6 separate regions of the Homo sapiens genome follow, and regions 1, 2, 4, 5 and 6 are each linked to region 3. The links are chromatin loops, found by intact Hi-C in ENCODE. Cell type or tissue: heart left ventricle. All regions are shown on one strand. Region 1 overlaps LOC105372201 (a long non-coding RNA gene). Region 2 overlaps TSHZ1 (teashirt zinc finger homeobox 1). Region 3 holds the start of LOC124904326 (a long non-coding RNA gene). Region 4 overlaps LOC107985177 (a long non-coding RNA gene). Region 5 overlaps ZNF407 (zinc finger protein 407). Region 6 has its middle 140 kb from the start of PTGR3.

What was found. Peaks named below come from ENCODE experiments on the same cell type or tissue, not always from the same donor. Only the 100,000 strongest peaks of a DNase experiment are listed, where the experiment ranks them.
Region 1: a loop joins it to region 3, with 2.8 times the contacts of the local background. A loop is called at or near these places in 23 of 110 quality-filtered maps.
Region 2: a loop joins it to region 3, with 2.1 times the contacts of the local background. A loop is called at or near these places in 5 of 110 quality-filtered maps.
Region 4: it touches region 3 in a loop (2.6-fold over the local background); 22 of 110 quality-filtered maps call a loop at or near these places.
Region 5: it touches region 3 in a loop (2.4-fold over the local background); 2 of 110 quality-filtered maps call a loop at or near these places.
Region 6: it touches region 3 in a loop (8-fold over the local background); 9 of 110 quality-filtered maps call a loop at or near these places.

What each region holds. Positions count from the first base shown.
Region 1 is chr18:75,477,560-75,481,559 of GRCh38, reverse strand. LOC105372201 (a long non-coding RNA gene) reads right to left here. Exons shown (of 3, transcript XR_935637.3): 3 at 3,014-4,000. Among named protein-coding and RNA genes, the nearest start is that of SMIM21, 52 kb to the right of the region's middle. In heart left ventricle, a CTCF peak has its summit at 2,348 (motif pointing right); no DNase peak of the experiment used is centred here.
Region 2 is chr18:75,249,131-75,253,130 of GRCh38, reverse strand. The region is part of intron 1 of TSHZ1 (teashirt zinc finger homeobox 1); the gene reads right to left. Among named protein-coding and RNA genes, the nearest start is that of TSHZ1, 40 kb to the right of the region's middle. In heart left ventricle, no CTCF peak of the experiment used is centred here; a DNase peak (open chromatin) is centred at 2,485; H3K27ac peaks cover 203 bases.
Region 3 is chr18:75,167,824-75,171,823 of GRCh38, reverse strand. It overlaps LOC124904326 (a long non-coding RNA gene), which reads left to right and starts at 3,812. Exons shown (of 2, transcript XR_007066417.1): 1 at 3,812-3,984. It overlaps LOC105376874 (a long non-coding RNA gene), which reads right to left. Exons shown (of 2, transcript XR_007066418.1): 2 at 3,539-3,831. RefSeq lists enhancers at 775-1,274, 1,275-1,776. In heart left ventricle, a CTCF peak has its summit at 1,716; DNase peaks (open chromatin) are centred at 1,543 and 3,933; H3K4me3 peaks cover 1,888 bases; H3K27ac peaks cover 3,862 bases.
Region 4 is chr18:75,462,747-75,466,746 of GRCh38, reverse strand. LOC107985177 (a long non-coding RNA gene) reads right to left here. Exons shown (of 3, transcript XR_001753505.2): 3 at 1-2,178. Among named protein-coding and RNA genes, the nearest start is that of SMIM21, 37 kb to the right of the region's middle. In heart left ventricle, no CTCF peak of the experiment used is centred here; a DNase peak (open chromatin) is centred at 2,183.
Region 5 is chr18:74,962,012-74,966,011 of GRCh38, reverse strand. The region is part of intron 8 of ZNF407 (zinc finger protein 407); the gene reads right to left. Among named protein-coding and RNA genes, the nearest start is that of PTGR3, 250 kb to the left of the region's middle. In heart left ventricle, a CTCF peak has its summit at 2,014 (motif pointing right); no DNase peak of the experiment used is centred here.
Region 6 is chr18:75,069,594-75,073,593 of GRCh38, reverse strand. No RefSeq gene overlaps it. Among named protein-coding and RNA genes, the nearest start is that of PTGR3, 140 kb to the left of the region's middle. RefSeq lists enhancers at 1-495, 496-996, 2,277-2,426, 2,715-3,215, 2,076-3,275. In heart left ventricle, no CTCF peak of the experiment used is centred here; DNase peaks (open chromatin) are centred at 2,102 and 2,444; H3K4me3 peaks cover 1,423 bases; H3K27ac peaks cover 2,065 bases.

The DNA of each region.
Region 1 (4,000 bases), 310 kb before region 3:
AATAAATGTGCTGAGATTACTGAATATCCACATGCATAAGGCTTTATTTAGCCCCCTCCCTTATGCCATATACAAACTAAACTCAAAATGGATCATAGACCTAACTGTAAAAACTAAACCAATTTCTATGTCTTGTAAAAAGACTTAGAAGTAAATCTCTGTGACCTGTTGGAACTTTAGGTTAGGCAGTGATTGCTTAAATGTGACACCAAAAGCAGAAACAATAAAAGGCAAAATTGATGAATTAGACTTCATCAAAATTAAAAACTTTTATGAGTCAAACAACATCATCAAGTAATTGGAATATCAGCCCATAAAATTAGAGAAAATATTATATATCTGATAAAAGACCTGTATCCAAAGTATATAAAAGCAACTTCACATAACACAATAATGATAAGAATAACCCAGTCATAAAACAGGCAAATGATTTGAACAGACATTTCTCCAAAGAAGATATACAAATGGCGAAAAAGCACATGAAAAGATATTCAATGTCCTTACTCATTAGGGAAATGCAAATCAAAACTACAATAAGATTCCACTGCACATCCAATAGAATAGCTATAATCAAAAAGCCAATAATAAAGGTTGGTAAGGATGTGATGAAATTGGAACCCACCTTACTGGTGGGAATGTAAAAAGGTGCAGAAACACTGGAGAACATTTGGGCAGTTCCTCAATATGTTAAATATAGAGTCACCATATGTCCCAGAAATTCCACTCCTAAGTAACTACCCAAGGAAAATGAGAACATATGTCCCTGCAAAGACTTCTGGATGAAGACCGAGGGCAGCTACTGCTCGTAACAGCCAAAAAGTGTAAACAACCCAAATGTCCTTCAGCTGATAAATGGATAAACAAAATGTGGTATGCCCATACAATGGAATACTATTTGGCAAAAAAAGATGAATTACTTATACATGCTAAAACAAGGATAAACCTCAAATATTATGCCATGAAACAAAGCCAATCACAAAAGATCAAATATTATTATTCCATTTATATTAAATGTCCAGAAGAGGTAAATTCATGGAGGCAAAAGCAGATAAGTGACTTTCAGAGGCTGGGGTTGAAGATTGAGGGGGGTGATAGGGAGTGACTTTTAATGGGTACGGGGTTGAAGATTGAGGGGGTGATAAGAAGTGACACCTCATAGACATGGGGTTTCTTTTGGAGGTGATGAAAAATGTTCCAAAATCAGATCATGATTGTTACACAACTCTGTAAATATATTAAAAGCATTGAACTGTATAATTTAAATGGGAGAATTTTATGGTATGTAAATTACATCTCAATAGAGCTGTTTTAAAAAAGTGTTCAGATACAAAAAGGAGGTTGCTAAAAACAGTCCTTCTTCCTATAGATGAGGCATTTTTTTGTCAAGCTCACTACATCATATGCTTCTCCAGATGCTTGGTTTGGTTTCTCTACTTGGGGGTTCTTACAATAAAACCTATTTCTCTACAGCCTCTAAGACTTTATGTAGATTCTATACGATATTCTCGAATCATAAAGAGGATTTATGTCTGTCTTACTTGAAGGAGATGGGTAGAGCTCCCTCATAACCCTACAAATACAACATTTTCAATGTTTCTGCCGATGGCCTGATGAAACAATAGGACCTCAATAGTTAACGCGCTTGTTTTGTCCCTTCAGGACAGTAGCTTTAGTTATAGAAATGTCCTCTGCTGTATTTTTTCCCAAAAAATATGCATTCAAAAAGGCCTGTGAAATGTATGTTAAATAAATCTTTTTCACTATGTTGAAAGTTTAAGCGATTTAATAAAAATAGAATCCAACATTTTACGACTTGAACAAGACTTCAAATGCAGCATTACTAAACTCCATTCTTCCCGTGACGGCATCACCTGGCAGTTCAGCGTGAGACAGGCTTGCCTCCTACATAGCTCCAGAGCAACTGTGTGGGAGGTGAGCCTGGCCCTGTAACCTGGTAAGGCCACAAAAGCTTAATTAATTTTCAGAAAACAAAGTTACTTGTATGGCCTAATTAGCCTACATTTCTTAAACAAACCCAACACAAAGCTAGGTGATATCATTTTATGCAAACAAACAATAACACCTGATCACTCCCCACACTTAGATGCCACCATTATTATAGTTGTTCAACCTTTTTTAACTCTCCATTGCTTGGAATAATAATAACCTGTTAGAACTTTGAAATGAAAATCTTTCCACTTGACAAATGCTGATGTTTTTAAGCATTTCAAAAGCCAGTGTCAAACAGGCTTGCTTTTGATTTTCATCTTGGTCTGTGCATGAGCATTAGAGAAATTAACAAGAGCGAAAGGCCTGAGATTAGCCCCTCCTCCATAATTCCCTAACGTCAATCAGTAGGGGGAGCTCTCCTATTATTTAAGTGTCCACAAACAAAGCACAGAAGCATTTTTATTGACTCTCCTGGGGACAATGGTGAGGTTTTTCTTTAAATGGATGTTATAACCTGAAGAACATTAAGACAATGATTTGTTCAAAGTTAGAGATGTACCTCATTCAGCACTGACAACATATTTTCTAAAACAGCCTTGCAAATTAACGAGGGTGTAAGAGTTGCAGGCCTGTAGAAAATTATCCCATTCCAAGAAGGAATCAAGTACCTGTCACTTATAGTGGAATAAAACTTAATTGCATCAGAATTCTAATGGCCATAATGGGCTTCATCATCTCTTTAATATGACAGAATATATGGAAAGGTTATAAAAAGGGAAAAATTGACTAACAGATTTTTAGACTTTGAGAAAGGTGGCTTTAAGCTATAAATTATAATGTGAAAGGCACAAAATGAAAAGAGCATCAGAAAGTATTAGACTCTTTGAGATTTTGTAGTTAAATTAAATAAAATGTCATGGTAAGGAAATGAATGGTATAACCCGTAAGCTTTTCATGTAGTTTGCTAAAATAACACTTCCACAATTAGAGATTTGCATGATTCTTTTTATTATTATTTTCTGTAAAGATTGGGTCTCCCTATGTTGCCCAGGCTGGTCTCAAACTCCTGGCCTCAAGCGATCCTCCTGCCTTGACCTCCCAAAGTGTTGGGATTACAAGTGTGAGCCACTGCACCTAGACTGCATGATTCTTTATTGGAGCTTTTGAGTGAAAGTAATGAAGTCCCTATACATGTACACAGTATATATCACAATATGGTAAACTGAAGACCAGAAAATACACAGTGAAGTTATCAATAGGCAACAACAGCAAGAATTGTGTATCCCTCTATGAGTACATCATATTGCTAAGTGTGACAGAAACTGTCAATGTCCCCAAGTTGCTCCCACTCTCTCTTGATAATACAGTTACCAATTTTAGTCTGGGTATATGAGTTCTCATGGGAAAAACTACAATCCCCATCCTTCCTTGCAGCCAGTAGAAGCAAGGTGACTGCATTCTGGCCAATGGGGTAAGAACAGATGGACTGTGCAGAGTTGCAGTGCACAAGAGAAAGAGGAACATGCTTTTACCAACTCCATTTCCCCTTCCCACTGGCTAGAATGTGGATATGATGGTGAGTCATCTGGGGCTATGTGGAGAGGACAACAGGTCAGGAGAGTGAGGCAAAAAGGTAGGAAGAGCTTGAGCCCGTCATAACTTTGCAAAGCAGAACCACCAAACCAGATTTTACTTTGCTGTGAGAGAGGACTGTCTCCAGGTTATTCAGACTAGTCTCCATTTGTCTCTGTGTCTCCACAGTTTAACTAGTATCCTATACTGATAATATTATAAGAAACATAAAATAATACCTGAAATCTTATTTCTTTCTGTTGTGGAATTACCTAGGAGTTTAGAAAGTGAGCCCAGCATTGGGCTAGCATCAAACATTTATAATGAGACTTATTGACTAGTGATTCAGTGTTTGCATTTGGGAGATGGATAGATAATAGATAGAAAGATAGATAGATAGATAGATAGACAGACAGACAGACGTATATTTCCCCTATGAACAGGCAGTAGAGGAGGATGGGGAAGAGGAGGAAGAAGA
Region 2 (4,000 bases), 81 kb before region 3:
CTAGGCGATTACCTCTGAAAAAACTCACAAAACTTAATAGTAGCAAATAAGATTTGAATAAACTTGAAAATATACCAAAGTTGTTTTTAGAATGGAAAATTTACCACTATAAAGATGCTGAGTATTCCAGAATTAACTTATTAAATACCATTTCAGTCAAATTACCCAAGGTGTGACAAAAATGATTCTAAAGTTTCTTTAGGAGAACAGAAAAAAGTATTCATTGAAAAAAGGAAAGTAATGGGCACAGGGGGTGGGTAGAAAGCTATATTATTTAAATTGTATTTTATAGATATAGTACTTAAAACAAGGGGACACAGGGCAGGAACAGAGGCAGATTGTTCATTGAAATCAAAATGGAATTTGAAAGACAATCGCAAATATATACATATATACATATATCTATATTCTTGGTGTACAATGAAGTTAGCATTTAGAATTCCAATTAGGAAAAACAGATTTTTAAATAAATGGCATTTAGAAAAATAATAAGGTGAGATGCCCTTCCCACACCATATACCAAAATTAATTTTAGATGTATCAAATACTTAAACATAAAACAATCAATTCATAAAAATAAAACTGAATATTTACATAATCTTGAGAATTGGAAGGCACCTTTAAACATCACTTTAAAAGCAGAAACTATGCAAGAAAGGACCAACTAAACTACATAAAAACAACTCAATATATCAAAAAATGCCATAACCCAGAGAAATGCATGTCACTGGTGGGACTGAAAATGTGCACGACCTTCCCAGAAGGCCAGTTGGCAGTACACGCAACAAAATAATTTAAAACATCCAAAACCTTTGACCTGGTAATTTTACTTGTGGGAATTTATCAAGGAAATGATGAGACTATGGCCAAGATATACATACAAAGATATTAATTACACAGCTGTTTATAATATGAAAGTGGGAGAAAACCACACTTCCAACAATGGTTGATTTCTCCAGTAATTTGTGCATAACAACAAAATGGGATACTATACATGCACTGAAAATGACAAAGATAGATAAATAGATACAGAGACAGAGATAAATATAGATAGACAGACAGACATTAATAGATCTGCATAGGAAGTGATCCAGAAGAATATATACCCAAATATCAATTTTGGTAATTTCTGGATGATGGGATTTCAAATAAGTTTCATTAATTTTTAAATTTTTTTCTTTGTTCAAGTTTTTCTAAAATAAGCCTGTATCACTTGCATAATCTTAAAAGACAACAGAAGGTGGGGACTGCAAGTATAGAGATGCTAAAGCGATGAGTTAACACCTTTATTCCAGCTTTTCCAAATGAGTAAGATGATGGAACAAAGCAACAGAAAAATTAGCAAATAACATGACCGAAAATAATTCAAAAAGGAAAAAATACCTTTGTCTCATAAAACATATGGAAAAATTGCTCCCCCCTCACGTGTAATCCAAGAAATGCAAGCTGAAACAACACTACTTCACAGTTACTAAACTGGCAAAGATTGTCAAATTAAAAAATACCCATGCTGGCAACGGCCCAGGAATATGATCGTTTTCATGCACTAGAAATGGAAAGATAGATGGATATATTTTGAAAACAGGTTTGCAGTAGGTGCCAAAGCTTGACCAAGCAATGTCAAAAAAAAAAAAAAACCCTAAAGAAAGAATAATGAAAATGTATAAAGAATTGTGTAAAAAGCTGTTCACCATTTAGTGAGTGAAAAAGCAAGCCAATAAATACTACCATCCTCCCATCTTTGTTTGAAAAATATCTGTAGAGCAAAAAAAAAACAAGAAAGAAAAAGACCCTGAAAGAATTCAGATAAGAATGTTCACAGTAAGCTACATTGGGGTAGGAGGATCTTGAATAATGCTTTTTTTGGTTTGTTTATTTTTCTGTGTTTTTCCAATTTTTCCATATAATATTAACACTTTTGCAAAGAGGAAAAAATATTAGATAATTTAGAAGCTCCTTGCACATAATTTTATTTCAAACTAAAAAGATAATTTCTAGTTCGAAATTATTTTTCTTCAGTAATTGACTTTACCAGTAAAAAGAAATAGAAGAACACACTGACAAAAGCAAAGTAATTTTTTAAAAGATCCTACAAAAATAGGAGAGTGTGGTCTAAATAACTCCTGTGCATGGGGTTAACTACTACACTCATTGCAAAGAGGCATGTCCCCGCAAACACGCCCGGGGCTGGTACATCTTGAGGGCACAGGCACTGAAATAGGTGTCGGGGGTCTTCAGACCACCCTTCGTCGGCTGCAGAACTGCGGCCAGGCCTCCGCCCTCCCACAGGCACCGAAGGAATCGAATCCATCCTGGACCCTCGTCTGTGCCAGGACATCAAGCCACTGTTGACCCAGTCCCGCTCTGGGTGACCTGTGGCCTTCATCCCAGACCCATCCGGACGGTAAAGGCCCGGCCCACGAGCTCTGCTAGCACCTCATGCTCTCAGAGGGGAGATGCACTCAGCCCTGCTTTCCCCGGGCCAAGGCCGTTCCCGGGCTCAGTTTCCAGGAAGCGGGGACCTCATGCAGGTGCTGCCATGGGCACTGGCTGAGCCGACCCTCTACCGCCTGGCTGGCCCAGCACGCTGCAGGCACCCCGGACCCTGGGCCAGCCCGCACCGCCCCGTCCACGTCCACGCGGGGAGGGCAGGAGGGCTTGCGCCCACCCTGGCCCCTTGCTGCAGGGAGGACAGGCCGCCTGCCAGCTACAGAGCGGGACGGAAGGGAGAGCCCACAGGGGGAGGCAAAGCTTCTAGAAAACACTGGGGACTCTGCGGGGAGAAGCTCCTGCCGGGGCTGGGCAAGTGGGGCGAGGGTGTGGGCGTGGAGCGTGGAGGCTGGGAGAGTACCCTTGCGACTGGGGACAGGGAAGAGCCTGGCAGGGCCAGCCAGGAGGTCACCCCACTCACCTACAGCAGGGGTGAGATGGGGAGGTCACCCCCCCACCTACTGGAGGGGTGAGAGGGGGAGGAGGAAGTCACCCCCCACCTACTGCAGGGGTCAGACGGGGAGGTCATGCGTCCCCCACCAACTGCAGGGATGAGGCAAGAAGGAGGAAGTCACCCCCACCCCCCACCTACTGCAGGAGGAAGGCAGGAAGTCATGCGTCCTCCACCTACTGCAGGGGTGAGATGAGGAGGTCATGCGCCCCCCACCAACTGGAGGGGTGAGACGAGGAAGAGGAAGTCAACCCTCCCACCTACTGCAGGGGTGAGATGGGGAGGTCATGCACCTCCCACCAACTGCAGGGGTGAGGCAGGGAGGAGGAAGTCACCCCCGCCCCGCCTACTACAGGGGTGAGGTGAGGAGGAGGAAGTCATACCCCCACCTACTGCAGGTGTGAGGCAGGGAGGAGGAAGTAACCTCCCCCCACCTACTGCAGGGGTGAGGTGAGGAGGAGGAAGTCATACCCTCACCCCTACCTACTGCAGGAGTGAGGCAGGGAGGAGGTCATACGTCCCCCACCTACTGCATGGGTGAGTTGAGGAGGAGGAAGTCACCCCCACACAACACACCTACTGCAGGGGTGAGGTAGGGAGGAGGTCATGCATCCCCCACCTACTATAGGGGTGAGATGGCGAGGAGGTCACCTGCCCCTACCTACTTCAGGGGTGAGATGAGAAGGAAGTTACCTACCCTTCCCCCCTACCAAAGCCACCCCCATCCACTGCAGGAGTTAGATGAGGAGGAAGTCATCTGTTCCCCCCACCCACCCGCCTGCACCCTGCGCCACCTACTGCAGGGGTAGGGCAGGGAGAAGGCCAGCTGCCCCCACCCGCCACAGGGGTGAGAGCGATGCAGAGCCACAGGGCATGATCCTCTCCCCAGGACCCCGTGGGGGCAGGCGAGGCACCCAGGGCTCTCAACCCGTGTGGCTCCGGGGTCTCCACCAGAGGAGTTGCAGGAAGACCACTAGGAAGGATGTGTGTCTGAGCAGCCTGCCCGGGTAGCAGGTGGGGCCTGGGTGGCCGCAGGGACAAGGGACAGAGAGCAGCCAC
Region 3 (4,000 bases):
CATACACATGTATTCAGACATATTTTATGTGATATGGGAGCCTTTGGCATGAAGATGCAGAAAAAACGATCTGTTTTTATGCTTAGGTTCAACAAAGTGTGGACACCATGTAGAAACTGACTGGACAAAAAGGGCCTGGTCTCAGCCGATAGACAGAGAGGGGAACCCAGCAAGGCCCATCTGCTCAGGTGCCTCTCAGCCTCTCTGCAGCACTCCCATCTCCAGGGGAGGGGGGCAGACCCTCTCTGGAATGGGGGTCTCAGGACCCACAATCCAACAACGGAAGTCAGATAATTTCTTTAGGGCCAGTTTTTACACAGAAAGGCAGGGGGCAAGTTAGAGGAGTATTTTTCGGCTTTGTGCCTGGCTTTGGGGAAACAGGGCTCTGGCTTCTTCCACCTGCACTGGGGAAGAGAGATTCTGATGTCTATGGCCAGCCTCAGGGGAGACTGAGCGGCCAGGGACAGGAGGGCAGGAGCAGGTGAGAAACATTTTTGCTTCTGAGGCCTTCATTGTGGGATATCATTTTCTTAGCCCTCACAACGTGAACAGACTTTGTCCACAGAAGGAATTCTGACTGAGCTGGACCCCACATCCTGCCTCTCACCTGCTAGAGTCAGGCTCAGCAGCGTTCCTCGTCGGACCAGAGAGTCGGTGAAAACCTTTGGCAGAAGGTGGCGATCTGCAATGACCTGCGGGAAAGTCTTGGAGGAGAGCGGGAGCCAGGAATTGGAAGGATTACGTCACGGCTGGAACATGTTGGTTCCACAATGACAAAGGAAATGGCAGGATCCAGTGTAATTTTTAGTGTAATGGGGCCAATATTGTTCTTTGGGAGGAAATAGATTTTTTGAATTTCTCATTATAAGTCAACAGGAAAATAAGACATTACGTACAAAAAATGCACTCGCTTGCAACTTTCCGAGGATATATTTGCTATGTAATGTGAGGTTCCTTATTTTTAAGCTGATAATTTAAGTAACGTTATTGTAATTTACTTCTTAACTTTTAAATGTTGTCTTTATTTAGAAATAACTGTACTTTTAGAAAAGGCAACATAAATCAATACCATGAAATGAATCACTTTGGCCTGTACCAGAGACAACTTTGCATCTACAACGACGTCACAGAGTCTGGGGTTCTGAGCGCTGATCCTAAGAGCTGGACTTCAGGGGCGGCGATGGCGCTCTGCTGAACTGAACGAACCACGGCTCCTCACCCATACGCGAGAAGCGGCATCCCGGCCTTCGCGGCGCTCAGCCTGCGTGGGGCGGCAGCTGGCATGATCAGGACTATTCAGGGGGAGCAAGAAACCGAGTGCCAGGCACATCAGGCCAAGTCCTCAGCCCCACCTTACTTGTTCCCTGCAAACCAGATCACAGTGACCCTACAGCACGTATCAGTTTCCAAAGGCTGCCTTCACAAATGACGGAAAACATGGCTGGAAGCGGCGGAAATGTATTCTCACAGTCCTAGAGACTAGAAATCCAAAACCCAGGTGTCGGCAGGGCCCCGCCCCTCCGAAGGCTCTGTGGGAAGATCCTTCCTGGCTTCTCCGGCGCTTCGGCTCCGTGAATTCTGGCCGTCCTTGGCCTGCAGCTGCATCTTCCGATCTCTGCCTCTGGCTTTGTGTGGCTGTCTTCCCCGTGACTGTGTCCAGATTCTTATATAAGGACACCAGTCATTGGCTTAAGGCGTACCCTAGTGGTCACCTTCACAGGTCTCAGGGGTTAGGACTTCAACTTCTATTGCAGGACGACACAGTCCTACCCACTGCAGAGTATTGCATGCTGGACATTTGGCCAAGCTGTTTCTTTGAATTGTTTCACTTCATCCTTGTAAAAATCCTAGGATGTAGAAACTCCATTTTACAGATAAGGAAACCGAGACTCGGAAAGTCAAAGCCAACCGCCCAGGGCCACACGGCTCTGATACGGCAGAGGAGAACTCAAATCCACTTCTCTCTTACCCTGGAATCTTAACCCCTGGACTAGATGCTACATTCAAAAATTGCAAGTCATTACAGCCTAGTTAGAATCTGTTTTCTGGGTCAAATAACTGGTCAGATCTGGAATCAGAACTTTGAAGGGGTGTCAGCAAAAGCTCCAAGCTGGTGAGGGGGGATCTTTGCCTGAGAAGGGTGAGTGCACTCAACACAAGAACCAACACACAATGAAGGCTCCCTGCCCCCACCCAGGGCCCTGCTCCGTAAATTACGACCTGAAATCGTCCTCACCCATCACCCTCGTTTAGTACCTTGTGAGGTTAGAACACCAGCCCCATTAGCTCCAGACCCTCCCTCACCCCAGCCCGCATCCCTTTCTGGGCTGGGCAGGGACCCATCGGTAAAACACGCCAGCATGCCGGCGCTCTGCTGACCTGATTGTAAAGCTAACTAAACTAATTAATCACAACAGATTATTAAGAGTGACAAGGTCAGAGAGGTGACATTCTCCAAAATCTCCAATTTGGTATGGGTGTGCATATTTTTTTAATCCCCACAGCAATTTATTTTCCGTATAGCAAAGTTTCTCCAAGTATGTCCCAAAATGTAGTCAAGGTTAACTGTGCTGTGAGCTTATTCAATATTTATGATTCTCTTTATTTGTATTACTAGGACTTTTGGGGGACTCCAAAAGGTTCATTAATCAAACAGAGTGACAAAATGAGCCATTTGACAATTGGAACAAGGGCTGAATATTATTATGATTTTATATATGTGTGTGTGTATATATATATATACACACACATCTATATACGTATATATATATTTTTTTGGTCCAGGAATAAAGAACCAACTTAAACTTCATCAACAGTTCCTGATTAATTGTTACAAAGTGTCATCCATAAATTTCCCTTCGATCTAATAATCCTCTCAGACGATTTAACAATATCCCCAGCGAGTTGGCTTTATTGAGGGCTGAGTTCCTGAGAAGGAAGGCAGCGACACAAATAGCTCAAGTGCATGGAGACAGTCGCTGGCCAGTCTTCCCAGCGCTGACAGCTCTGAAATACAATTATCAGTGTGATCTGCTTAAGAATTCATCATCAGCTCCTGCCTTCTGAAGACTTAAAAAAATACCGAGACATACAAAGAGAAAGAGGTGATAAGAAGGCATCATTTTCCTCCAGCCTCATAACTGTAAATTGAAGAAAATTATTTTCTTTGCCTCCAGCTCATTGGCATATAGGCAGCATTATATTATAATTTCATAAGCATAAATCCTTTGAATAAATTTCAGAAGAATAACTGAATTAGAAATGCAAGTAAAGTATCTAAAAAACTTCACTGTCCTAGGCAGAGGAGGAGATGTGAGAAGCAGAGGGAAAGAGAGAATTCCTCTCTGGCGACCTTCCCTGGGTTACCAGGGACCTGGGACAAGGTCTGGCTCAGGGAAAGACAGTTCTTAACCCTACTCTGAGCCCAGTGGCAAATAAAATAGCCCCCTCTCCTCTTCCCACTGGTATGTTCCGAGGAATTCGAGTCGTAATTCATCATAAATTAATTTTGGAGAAACAACAGGCTTGGGGCACGTTATAATTATTGTTATTTGTTTATTTATTATCACGTTAACCGTTATTTATTATTATGTTACGCATATGTGAGACCACAAAGGCTGCTCCCCGCAGTTTCCTGGCAACACGGCCGTGAGTTCTTCACACGCAAGTTACCAAGTGCGCGGCTCCGAGAAGGGCGGGTGGGAGGAGCTGGACGCGGTTTGGGGTCCCCGGCTTCTGCGCTTTCCTGAGGGGACCCAGTGGGACGGCCGGTCCGGATGAAGAGTCTGTCTGGCACTGCGGCGACGGTTCATGATCTGCACAGCAGATCGTCTGCAAACAAAGACCATTTAGAGGCAAAGCTCTGGCCCCGAGAAAGACGCCAGGGGCTGGCTCAAGTTCAAGGAGGAAGAGGGCCCTTCTTGGTGTTCTGGGCAGCCGGCCACAGACACCTTCCATCCCACCAGGCCACTCAGGGAGGAGGAGGTGAGGACTGGGAGGG
Region 4 (4,000 bases), 290 kb before region 3:
GGTCCTTAGAACCTTATTATTCCTCTCGCTTCACATTTGCTTCGCATTTCACAGACTTCAAAGCATTTTCACTGAGCATCCTCATATTCATTTCTCACCTTAGCTGAGAGGTAGAGAGTGGGGTGCAATTATAATTACGCCCATTTTCCATTCATGGATCTGATGGGAGTTTCGCATTTTGCCCAGGGATGGTGTTGGGTGGTAACAGGCCGGGGTTCCGAGGCCCAGGGACTCTGCTGCCCAGTGCTCTACTGAAAACGCCAGGCTGCCGTTCCATGGTCATCTGCACCTGCACTACAGCTGTGTTGTTTTGTGATATCTTTTTCCATGGTAAAAGCAAATGATTTATAAACGCATTGATTGACACCACCAGAGCATTCCTAACAAGGATTCTTTGGTTCAGTAGAGATAACCCAGGCAAGAACAGGAAGAAAACCCACAAGGCTCTTGCTCCTGGAATGAGTGAATGATTTTTCAACCACTAAAACTCCCCTCTTGTAAATTCTTTCTTTCTTTCTTTCTTTCTTTATTTATTTATTTATTTATTTATTTATTTATATTTTTGAGACAGGGTTTCACTCTGTTGCCCAGAATGAGTGCAGTGGTATGATCTCAGCTCACTGCAGCCTCAACCTCCTGGGCTCAAGCGATCCTCCCATCTCTGCTTCCTGAGTAGCTTGGATTAGAGGCACATGCCACCATGCCCAGTTGATTTTTGATTTTTTGTAGAGCTGGGGTCTCACTACGTGGCCAGGCTAGGCTTGAATCCTGGATGCAAGTGATCCTTCCACCTTAGCCTCCCGAAGTGCCGGGATTCCCACACCCAGCCTTGTACATCCTTCCATAAGCTCCCATGCATTCTCTCAGATGTGTCTTGTTTCCTGGTTGTGGCCCCTAACCTGCCCCTGTACTGTAGAGTCTTTCCAGGAAACCAAGGGCTGCAGATGCAACATTAACAACATAGATGGTGGTGAGTGTTCTCCATTGAGTGCCTGCTCTGTGGTGGGCAATGAATGAAGATCCTTGATGACTTTCCGTAATTTAGTCCTCACCATAACCACTGGCAGGTAACAGCCCATCAACTGATAAAGGCAGGATCTGGACTGAGGCATGACCAGCTCCAGATGCAAAGCCCCTTACCCAGGTGCTAGCCCACCTGCCTGGTGGGGGAACCAGAGCCAACACTGCCCTCTGCTCCCTTCCCCCCTGGGCCCCCTCCCACAGGCTTCTGCAAAACCAGGTTGCATAAAACCAGGTGCCTTTCACCTGCCAGGTTTCATCTCAGGCCCTGCGTTCTTAATGATAACCATAGATTTCCCACTGGGAACCTGGGCCATCTTCCTCGTCACAAGGTAGCCAGTTGAAATGAACACAGACTCAGGCTATTGGGACCATCATGCCCCCTCATAGCCTGGGGGAGAGCTCTGCAGTAGCCTCCAGAGTCCACCCTCTCCACCATGCTTCTTTTCTCTTCTGAAGCTTCACCACCCCCACCACACCTGCGACCTCTTCTCTCTAAATTTCCATAACTGTCCTTCACTGGGCCCACACCCAGGACATAGAAAGATGGAGGTGGTGACTCACACACGGCCTGCTGTCTGAGGGAAAATGGGGACATTCAATCAGAAATCTCAATAACATGGGAAGAGATTTAAGATTGAAAATGCCCAAGAAACACCTAAAGGAAAAGAATCGTGGTCTGGGAGACTCTGGCCTCCTTTTCTACACCACAAGAACGAGCCTCTTCACGCATGCTCTCTCGCCTCTTGCACTGACTCCTCCGTAAATGTTCTTCTGGGTCTTCTGGGTGGAACCGCAGTTTGTTCAGCCCTCTCTCTCTGCACACCCCAGTAGGCCTAGTGCAGAGTTTGGCTTTGCATAGGTGCATGGCTCAGCACCTTCGTGCCGAAGAGCCTCAAGGGTCTGGGAGCTACTGCTGCATCACAAACCTCCCCAGGCTCAAAGGCTCACAGTTCAACACGTTACCCATTACTCTTCACACGTTTGTGAGTCAGTTGTGCAGTTCCGGTGATCCTGGATGGGGATCCTCATTCCTCTGTGGGTGGCTGTGGGCTCTGCTGGGATGGCTGATGGGGCATGGCCTTGAGGACACAGTCAGGTCTCCTCTGGCATCTGTTCCTCCCGCCGGCAGGCCAGCGTGCTCCTGGTAGTGGCAGCCTCCAGGACAGCAAGCGGAAACACAAAAGCACATTTTTAAAGCCGGCAAGTATGGATGTGACTCCCGTCCCCTTGGCCAGGACAAGTCGCTTGCCCAAGGCCAGTGTGCATGCGGGAAGGCACAGGCCTGAGAAGCCAAGGGGCATGAAAGTGGGAGGCTGTGAATGTCGGGGACCCAGCGTACCTCATCCCGCTGCAGAGGGAAGCTTGCATCCAGCCAACCCAAATCCTACACACTTCCATTTTAACGGGTTTCACTCTGAAATAAATGAATGTTTCTCAGGGCAACATTACATCCAGTTCTGCCAGTGCAGAATCCTACGTCCTTTGTGCGGGCTGTGCAGAGTCCTGCGAGGCCCCTGGTAGACAAAAGATGGGCCGTGAGAAGCGGGTCCCACGTGAGGATGACGAGAGGGTGGGAAGTGCCAACACAGATCCCACTTGGAACTTCATCTTCTCCAAAGAATGTCAAATTTTGAGTGGAAAGGGGAAAAAAAGGGGGGAGCCCCAAACGTAACACAACACTCCGAAGTCAGTTCTTTTTCTCTCTTGACTAATTAAGCTTAACCAGAATGGTGGGGCTGTCAGGCGTGGGGAACCTTTCCTGAGAGAAGAAAGGAGCCGCTCTCCAGGTGGGTTCCCGACTCTGGCTGGCTCCCACCACAACATACATTTGGCATCCATGACAGCACCATCAAAAATAATAGCGAGAAAGCTCACTGTCTGTCACGACGGAATAATTATGTATGGGCTTTCCTTACACTCAAGATGGATTAGATATTTCATTGAGGAAAATATATGTGGCTTTTAAAAAGAATGTAATGTATTGAGGGCACTGCTGAGATTAATAGCCAAATAAAGAATTTTTTAAAAAAAGTTCTGTGTGTGTATGTGTGTGTGTGTGAACATGTCACTCATGAAGCGATGGGAGATGTCATTCCTAAGCTGGTTAATTACAAAATGCATTAATGTTTTATTATACCCTTATCAGTAATTAATCACCCACTTTGATGTAAAGTTCAGCCTCAGAAAAGTATCATGAAATTGTCCTTCATGTATGAATGAGGATTTTTAGGGGTGAACAAAGACCATGACAAAGATAGAAGTGCATTCCCCCGGAAAGAGGACAGGGATTAGCCTTGTGTGAATCTTACACTGTGTGTGTTTTACCCTTGGGGTGTTTATGAGGCCAGAACCAAAGGAAGCAAGAGAGAGAGAGACAGAGCAAAGGAAGAGAGAGAGAGAGAGAGAGAGAGAGAGAGAGAGAGAGACAGAGAGGGGGTTGTCTCTACAACAGGGGGATGGGGAGCTTTCCTTAGTGGTGTTCTTCAGGTGCAGAGTTTGAATAAAAATGCAAAACAGGATGCTCCCATTCAGTAAATATTATCGTTTTTATTCACTCATTAATTAAGTTGCTTAATTGCTGCTGTCAAAAGACTCTTGAGTTTGTGACTGGGGCTGCTGCACTGTTTTGATAGGAGCTGAAGGAGAGAAAGGCAATATTGCTTGCTCGCTTGGCTTTCTGAAGAAGGAAGCCTCAGTGAGGCAGATCAGAAAGGATCCAAGAGGGTGATGTGGAGAGGGAACACTGCTTCTGGGGGGAAACGGCCAGTTGCAGGACTCCTATAGGAGGCTATTTCATTACTGTGATGGATGCCCATCGCCGGCATATTATCATTTCAGTCATTACTCTGTTAAAATCACTTTTATGCAAAATATTTCCCCCTTTAATCTAACTTCCCAAGAGGGGCAGGAATGGAAATAGACTCTGGCCTTGTCAGTCAACACAATCCTACATCCCTTTGTATCTGCTTCAGAGGAA
Region 5 (4,000 bases), 210 kb after region 3:
AATAATCTGATTTTAAAATGGGCAAAAGATTTGAATAGACATTTCTCAAAAGAAGACATAAATGGCAAACAGGCATATGGAAAGGTGCTCAACATCATCGATCATCAATCAAAATGTAAATCAAAACTACAATGAGATATTGCATCATCTCACTCCAGTTAAAATGGCTTATATTCAAAAGGCAAGCAACAAAAATGCCAAAGAAAATGTGGAGAGAAGGAGCCCTTAAACAGTGTTGTTGGGAACATAAGTATAACCACTACAGAGAACAGTTTGGAACTTCCTCAAGAAACTAAAAGTAGAGCTACTATATAATCCAGCAATCCCACTGCTGGGTATATACACAAAATAAAGGTAATCCATACATCAAAAAGATATCTGTGCTCCCATGTTTGTTGCAACACTGTTCACAATAGCCAGGATTTGGAAGCAACCTAAGTGTCCATCAACAGATGACAAATGAATAAAGAAAATGCAGTAGATATATACAATGGAGTACTATACAGCCATAAAACAGAATGAAATCCTGTTATCTGCAATAACATGGATAGAACTGGAGGTCATTATGTTAAGTGAAATAAGCCAGACACAGAAATAAATGAGAACATCACATGTTCTCATTTATTTGTGGGATCTAAAAATTAAAACAATTGAACTCATGGAGACAGTTGACAGAATGATGGTTACCTGGGGCTGAGAAGGGTAATGGCAGGGTGGGGAGAGAAAGAGATAGTTAATGTGTATAAAAAAATTGGAAAGAATAAATAAGACCTACCATTTGGTAGTGCAACAGGGTAACTATAGTACATAATAATTTAATTGTACATTTTAAAATAAGAGTATAATTGGATTGTTAGTAACACAAAGGATAAATGCTTGAGGGGATGCATGCTTCACTCTCCATGATTGCATGCCTGTATCTAAACATCTCAGGTATGCCATAAATACATACACCTACTATGTACTCACAAAAATTAAAATAAAAAATGGGACTACACGTACACTATATCTAAGACCCAAAATGAAGAGGTTCTTTCTACTGCTAAGGCAATCATATAGATACACACGAAAATGCAGATCTCTGTGCCATACAAGAAGCCATTCTAGTTTTTCACATAGGCTCTGAATTTTAGCAGACATCTAAAGGGAGGGTAGGGAGCAGACACCCACCCCAGGTGCTTCTGATATCAACTGTCTGTTCTGTGCAACACTTTGAGAAATCTTGGTTACAAAAATGAATCCTATGGATCAAAAAGCAAGAAAATATTAACATTCAGCATTTGTTTGTAGAATGCAAATGAAATTAAATGTATGTAATAAAAGTCAACAATGAAATATTTAAAACCAGGAAATGAAAAAGAAAAAAGACAACAATTTAAAAGTTTGGTTATAATATTGGTTCAGAAGACCCAAAAAAAAAAAAAAAAAAAACCCGGATGATAGGTTGTTGAATCAAGCATTTCAGATGATTCATTTGTAGTACTTTCTTACTTGACAAAGCAAGATGGATAAATTTTGATTGTATTATACATACAAGAAATTCCAAGGTTACAAACAAAAAAAGTGCTTTTGAAACTATCATCAGATTTTTCTTCATTCATTTGCTTAGTGATTTTATTGCCAACCACCCCAAATCCTGAGAGGGCATAAAGCTGATGTTTGTAAGATAAACTCAAAGATCAGGTGGCAAGAGATGCATGTGCATATGGGTACAGTGTGCATTGCTACCTACCCCTATAACATGATCCCTCACAAGGACTGTGACTTCAGTGCTTAGTACATGGCCAGACACTAGAATACCACATCCCATCCATTTGGGGTCCAGGGATCCATGTACACGACAGTGGGAGCTACATATGAAAGTCTGTTATATAACTGCTCTGCCTCCTAGTCTTACACTTAACGCCTGTCCAAGTAGGCTTCACGTGATAGGCGCGGTCAATAGAGGTTTCAGGCACTGACAAGTTTGACCATGGCTGGAAAAGACATTACTGTTCCCCAAGAGGGCGCCACAAATATTTCTATTCACTCAAGGTCAAGAGGCAGCTGTAATGAGGCCTGTTAATAGCAGCTGCTTCTCTTTCTGAAGAGCAATTCAAACTCAACTAAGAAATAGACACTTTGCTAATATGTTTACAGGCATAGAATTTTCCACGAAAAGATGGGATAATTGTTGCAACACTTTTTTCATATATTAAATTCTCTAGTTAAAAATCTGCAAAGTATAACAAAATGGAATTATTCTAAAGCCATTAAAGTATAAGCCATCTGAAATTTTAAAAAGTAACATAGATATTGTTTTATAATAGTGTTGTTTAAAAAGCTGAATGTAAAAACAATAAAATGTGGAATAATTTGCTTTCAATGAACATTTCCTCTTCTTAACAAATTCTAAGATTGCTGCATAAATGAGGAGATTTTGCTATAAAATTTGGGTCCACTACAATGCAGAAAACTGAGAGTTCTTTATAAATTGTTTTGTAACATGTAAAACATGGATTAAAAAAAAATCGAGTAGTTCTTAACAATGTATCAGGGTTTGACCAAGAAAGGTAACAAGGGCGTAAGGATTACTAACATGATGCTCTGAAAATATTACCACCCGATAACCTGCAGGTCCAGTGAGCTCTACCAAATGGGTACAGTTGTAAGGAGACAATTAAATAAGTAATCACTTCCAAAGTTATTAATGAATTATTACACAGGACCATACTTCACTGGCTTTCACTGTTACTCATATTACAAATAATGTGAAAAGTCAGATATGGAGTGAACTGGATATTTAAAGGCAATGCATAACCCAATGGTTTGTTGCAGTACTTGGGAATGTTCCATTCAGGACAAAAAAAAAAAAAAAAAGGAATGAAGGTTAGTCAATGGAAATGAGAGAAAAATTAGAGCTAAAGAAAGTGCGATTGGATTTTACAAAGAAACCGGGGAGAACTGTGGAGCTCCAATGATTCTATGTGGCTGCTGGAAGAAGGGGCTGATGTGGGATGAAGACCATGCATTAACTGTCAGAGCAGGATAATCTCTTTGTATACAAGAATGATAGGCATCTATTGTTCAGGTGAATAAGATTTCCAGCCAGGAACATAGACACTGCCAGCATTCATTCATTCATTTGTTAATTCTTTCATCAAAACCCTCAGCCGAGTCTCAGGCCTTCAAAGAGTTTACAGTAGGAGAGCTGGACAGCCAACCAGGTGATTTCAACAGAGCACGTAAGTGCTGAAGGGAGGTAGGTAGGGCACTGTGTCCACTCAGAAGGGTTTCAGAATTGACTCTTGGAATCAGAGCGGCTCAGCTTCCCAGCACCAGGAGAGGGAAGAGGGTGCTGTATGTGTGCAAAGGCCAAGGCCTTAGGAGACGAGACATGGAGGACTGGGCATGGCATATTTGGCGTATACCCGTAGTTCAAGAGGGCTGAGGCGCAGGATGTGGGAAGGAATGAAGAGGAATGAGCCCAAGAGTGGCGGGGGTCAGTTCACAAAGGGCCTAGGCCCATCCATTCCCACAGAGACACCTAGGAAATGTCTATTGTGGGCCAGATCCTGCTCTAGCCCCTGGGTCCTCTGTGCTGGAGAAACAGGGGCCCACGCCATGTCAGTATGCATCTGACAGATGTTTAAGATGAGAGAGTATGCCAAATGACATTATATCATGCTGAATGTTTTGGGCTGTTGTGAAGATACTTACAGTTTGGGGTATTTGAGGAAATCATTGTGTCCCTGAGTAAATACAGTAAAACCACCAAAGGGAATTTTTCATACATTAGGAAACACTCAAAAGAAAGTTTCTGTGTTGCTTCCATTTCAATGACATGAAAATGTCCCTGATGTATAGGATACAGATAGTGATGAGCAAACACACCACTGACACCATGTCAAAAGCAAGGAATAAAGAAAATAAAAAACAAGCATCATTACTAAAGTCTTTATTAAATGAATAATGAAAACAAAGGAAATGGCTAAAGGAAATGGCCTTCTAAACTTCCATG
Region 6 (4,000 bases), 98 kb after region 3:
GTGCTGTCATGTTTGGAACCTGACGGCACAGGACCGAGTGATCTTCCTCCTTCTTGGTAGCCTGCTTGGGTTTCCTCTGGATAAAGAGCTGGGATGTGTCACTGGCTTAACAGAAACGAAACACAGATGTATGTGGTATGAGCCACAGAGGGTCCTGGGGCCTTGGCCCCATCAGGCTGGACCCTGCGAAGGCCACCCTGCCACGCTCCATGCTGCTGGGAGGAGGTCGGGCCTTCACCCCTTGCTTCATTCTCTGTCCCCTCAGGTTCCAGGAGGGACTCCCCTTCCCTCTGCCAGGCTCCATCTTCAACAGGAGTGACAGCGGTGTGTGTCACAACCCTAACGAGCAGCCCGGGCTGGGGCACAGCTTGGACTCACTTCGTCCTGCAGCCCAGCTCCCCAGCTTCTCCTGGGCATGGGTGGGGCGGTCGCCTTCACCTCCCACCACCAGAGGGTGCGACCTGAAGGCCCCAGGAGACGGCATGTGGCCCACCAGCCTCCCCATATCCAGGGTTTCACCTGGCCGTGCAAGTGCGCCCAGGCGGGGATGCGTTACCCTGGTGTGCAGCGAATCCCAGTTCTCTCCTTCCCTCAGAGGAGTGGAGCTAATGCCAGCAGGCCAGCTGATTTCTGCATTAGACATAGAGCCACACATTCTTACTGGAGGCGCCCAGTGACACAGCCAGCCCAGATGAGGGCACATAGGCGGCAGGGACCTGGGGCGGGTCTCCCCGGACTCTGGTGCACAGGGGCTGTGTCATCCCGGGCACCGTAGGGCTCAGCAGTGGCCTGGCCTCCACCCACCACACATCTAGTTGTGGCAACCCAGACATGGCCACTTGTCCCCTGGGGCCAGGCCACCTGGCTGAGGACCCCCAGGGCAGAGGACTGGGCTGCTGGGAGCCTCTCCGTGCAGGGAGTGTGGGGGCCTCGGCCACATGCCTCTGCCTGCACGGCCCTGCCGTGAGCGTCTGCGGCTGCTTCTCTAAGCCTTCCTTCCCCTGTCCTCCCACGGCCACCCACGGGCTCTGGCGTCCTCTCTCCAGGTTCCTGAATGTGTTCAGTCAGGTTACAGTCCACGCTCGCTGCTCTGGGAGACGTTCTGCCCTCAATGTAACTAAGACTCGCTACGCACCTGTCAGAAGGCCACCTTATATGGATTTCAGCTTCTTTGGGGACACTTTGCCATCACTGCCACGTCCAGACCGTGTTGTCTTTCTGATACTCTCCTTCAACAATTCACGGACACTCGCTGAGACTTGTTCACATCATCAAAGGGCTTAGAGCTGGTGTTAATATTAGGGTCTATCTATTCTCAGCCTTCACTCTGTAGAGGACCCACTAGCCTCAGGATGCACAGGTGACTCCTCTGACATCACAGCAGTTCGAGGCCAGCTCTTATTCATAAAATCGAAGGCCTGGAATGAAGTCACGGTTCTCAGCTCAGGACCCAGTCAGCAGATCCGCTTCCCAGAACTGCAGAACACGCCCTGGTGGCCCCAGGGCCAGGCGGGCCCGGCGAGGACGCCCTTCTAGACTGTGTGTCTCTATCGAGCCCACCAGCCTCTGCTAGAGTCTTCCAGGCCTGGAGGGCGCCTTTTCTCCAAGAGCAGCCTGTCCATTTTAGGATTGCACCTCTGGGACCTCTTGAGTCCCTCTCACTGAGAAGGTGTGTGTTTTGCCCCACTCCAAATGCATTAGAGGCCAGGAGCATGCTGAGCCATCTTCTTTAGGCCTTAAGAAGTAACTGGAAATTCAGCACCGTCCACAGCCTGCTGGGCTCACCTCAGGGGTGCTGGGTGCCATTCTGTGGCATATTTGTTGTCCTTTCCAAGGGAGACCCCATACTTCTTCTTCCCCCAGGACTTGCTTTACACAGATTTATGGTATTCGTTACATCTGAGACACTCTCGCTGTGTCTCGATTGCAGAGGCACGGAGATGTGAGGGGCATGCCTTCTGCAGTCAGATGGACAGGGTGTTATTTTCCCCTCTGGTGCTCCTCTCTGGCTTGTGGCGCACCTGCTTCATCACAGGACGCACCAGGAGATGACCCGTCACGAGATGCTGCTGCATGCATAGCAGGCCCTGCAGCCCGGGGCCCACAGCACCCCTGCTAACCAGGCTCCCGTGCAGCATTTCCTGCCTATAGTCAAAGAGCTCTCTCTAGAGAAGAGGAAGTCCCCATTGTTCAAGACTACCCAAAACACCAGCCTTCTCTGCACGGCACGTCGAGGAAAGAATAACTGTGCAGTGAACAGCACTGGCCCAAGTCTGCAGGGCGAGGAAGAAGCCAGGACATAAGCAAAGACAAATCTTACTAGAAACAGAACGAACTTGCAGGCTTCCCTTCAGATGACGATGACTGCGAGTGAAGAGGAAATCCTCTCCCAGCATCTCTTCCTGCTGGTGGAAGCTGCAGGTCACCTGACCACACATGACAAGACAGTGTGACTCAGATCCAGCGTCTGCCGTGAAGTTTGGTCTCAGGGCCCTGCTCATCAAGAAATGTTTTTGAAAAAGGTGGAAGTAGGTAGAGGGACGTGCTCTGAACCAGCGTGACCAAAAGACAGTGTGTTCACGGTGCATTCATCTGATTCAATTCCTGCCAAAGGCTTTTGTTATTTGAGAACATTATGACTAAACCAACAGAGAGGAAGGTGAGTAAGCAAACAGGAAAAACTGATGACGAATTGACAATCCATGTATTTATCCACCCATTTAAAGTAACTTGCTGAGCGCCTACCTAGCTGCACAAGAAGCTCAGGGCCTGAAGATGAACACGCAGAGGCTGTGTGCAGGGGCATGAGCTTACAGCTGGAATTAGAGATAAAGGAAAAGGCACCTGAGCCCTGTGACATGCGGGGGGTCAGGGGAGGTGGGACATATGTGGCCTCGTAGCCAGAGCCCCGCCTGTTTCCCAGGACATTCTGAATACGGGTGAGAGACTGCGCGTTGGACAATCACTGTGAGTCCCGACCCTTACCAGAAAAGTCACTCGCAGCGTCGTTTCCAGGCATAGGTTAGGATCACCATCCTCTCCCACGGGCCGTATGTTGCAATCCTGATATGAAAACGTCTTCTATCTCCTTCAACTGCGGCAGGAGCACAGGTGAAAGAGGGGAGCCCAGACTGGGGGTAGACTGTATTCGTGGGTTATGGCCCTATTTACAGATCAGTCATGATAGCTCTGCAGATTTGCTGGGGCTCTGTGGCGCAGTGGAGGCGAGGACAGAGGTGGCCCTGCTCTGGGAGATCCCTTCCTAACTGGGGCTCCCTGACGGCTTCCTGCACAGGAGGGGCCCGACGCCGGCGGGACAAGCAGGGAGCCCAGATCAGCCTTGGAAAGCTCAGGCTCAAACCAGAGCTCAATGTGGAAATTAAAAAACAAACCTTGACTTTGTGTTGGTTTTTATTCTTCCACTTAAAAAGTTATTTGAAGCGTAACGTGAGATCCTGGAGAGGACTGAAATGGCATGTCCTAGGTTCATGTTTATCCTGGTTATAAATTGTCTTTTTATGAAGTTGAAAGCCATGTTGAAATTAGGTCATTTTAAAAGAATTTATTAAAAGGTATTGAAAATGCAGGGCCATGGAGGAAGTAAATGATTCTTTGCCTGGGAGATTTAGAACGGATTTATTTAATTCTGGTAATGGGCTTTGTGACCACGGCTGTCTTCTGTCTCCAGCTGGTGAGCTCTTTAGGGGGGCATCCTTCGAGTCCAGCCTAGAGAAAAGCAGAGTTGTGTCCTGACTGCAGGGTGTAGGCATTTGGGTGGAAGGTTCTTTCCCTCATGCTTACTTCTCAAACATGAGGTTCAAGACCCACCTCTGCCTTGTCGATTTTACAGATCCAGAGTCCAAGAAAGCCAAGAGTCATCGACGTGTCCCAGCCTGTAACGGGCTGGGCCTCTTTGTTTTCTCACCAGAGGGTTTCAGGGTCCAGACGTGGGGCCTGGATTCTAGAAGCCCACATGCTAAGCCTTCAGCAGATACCTCCT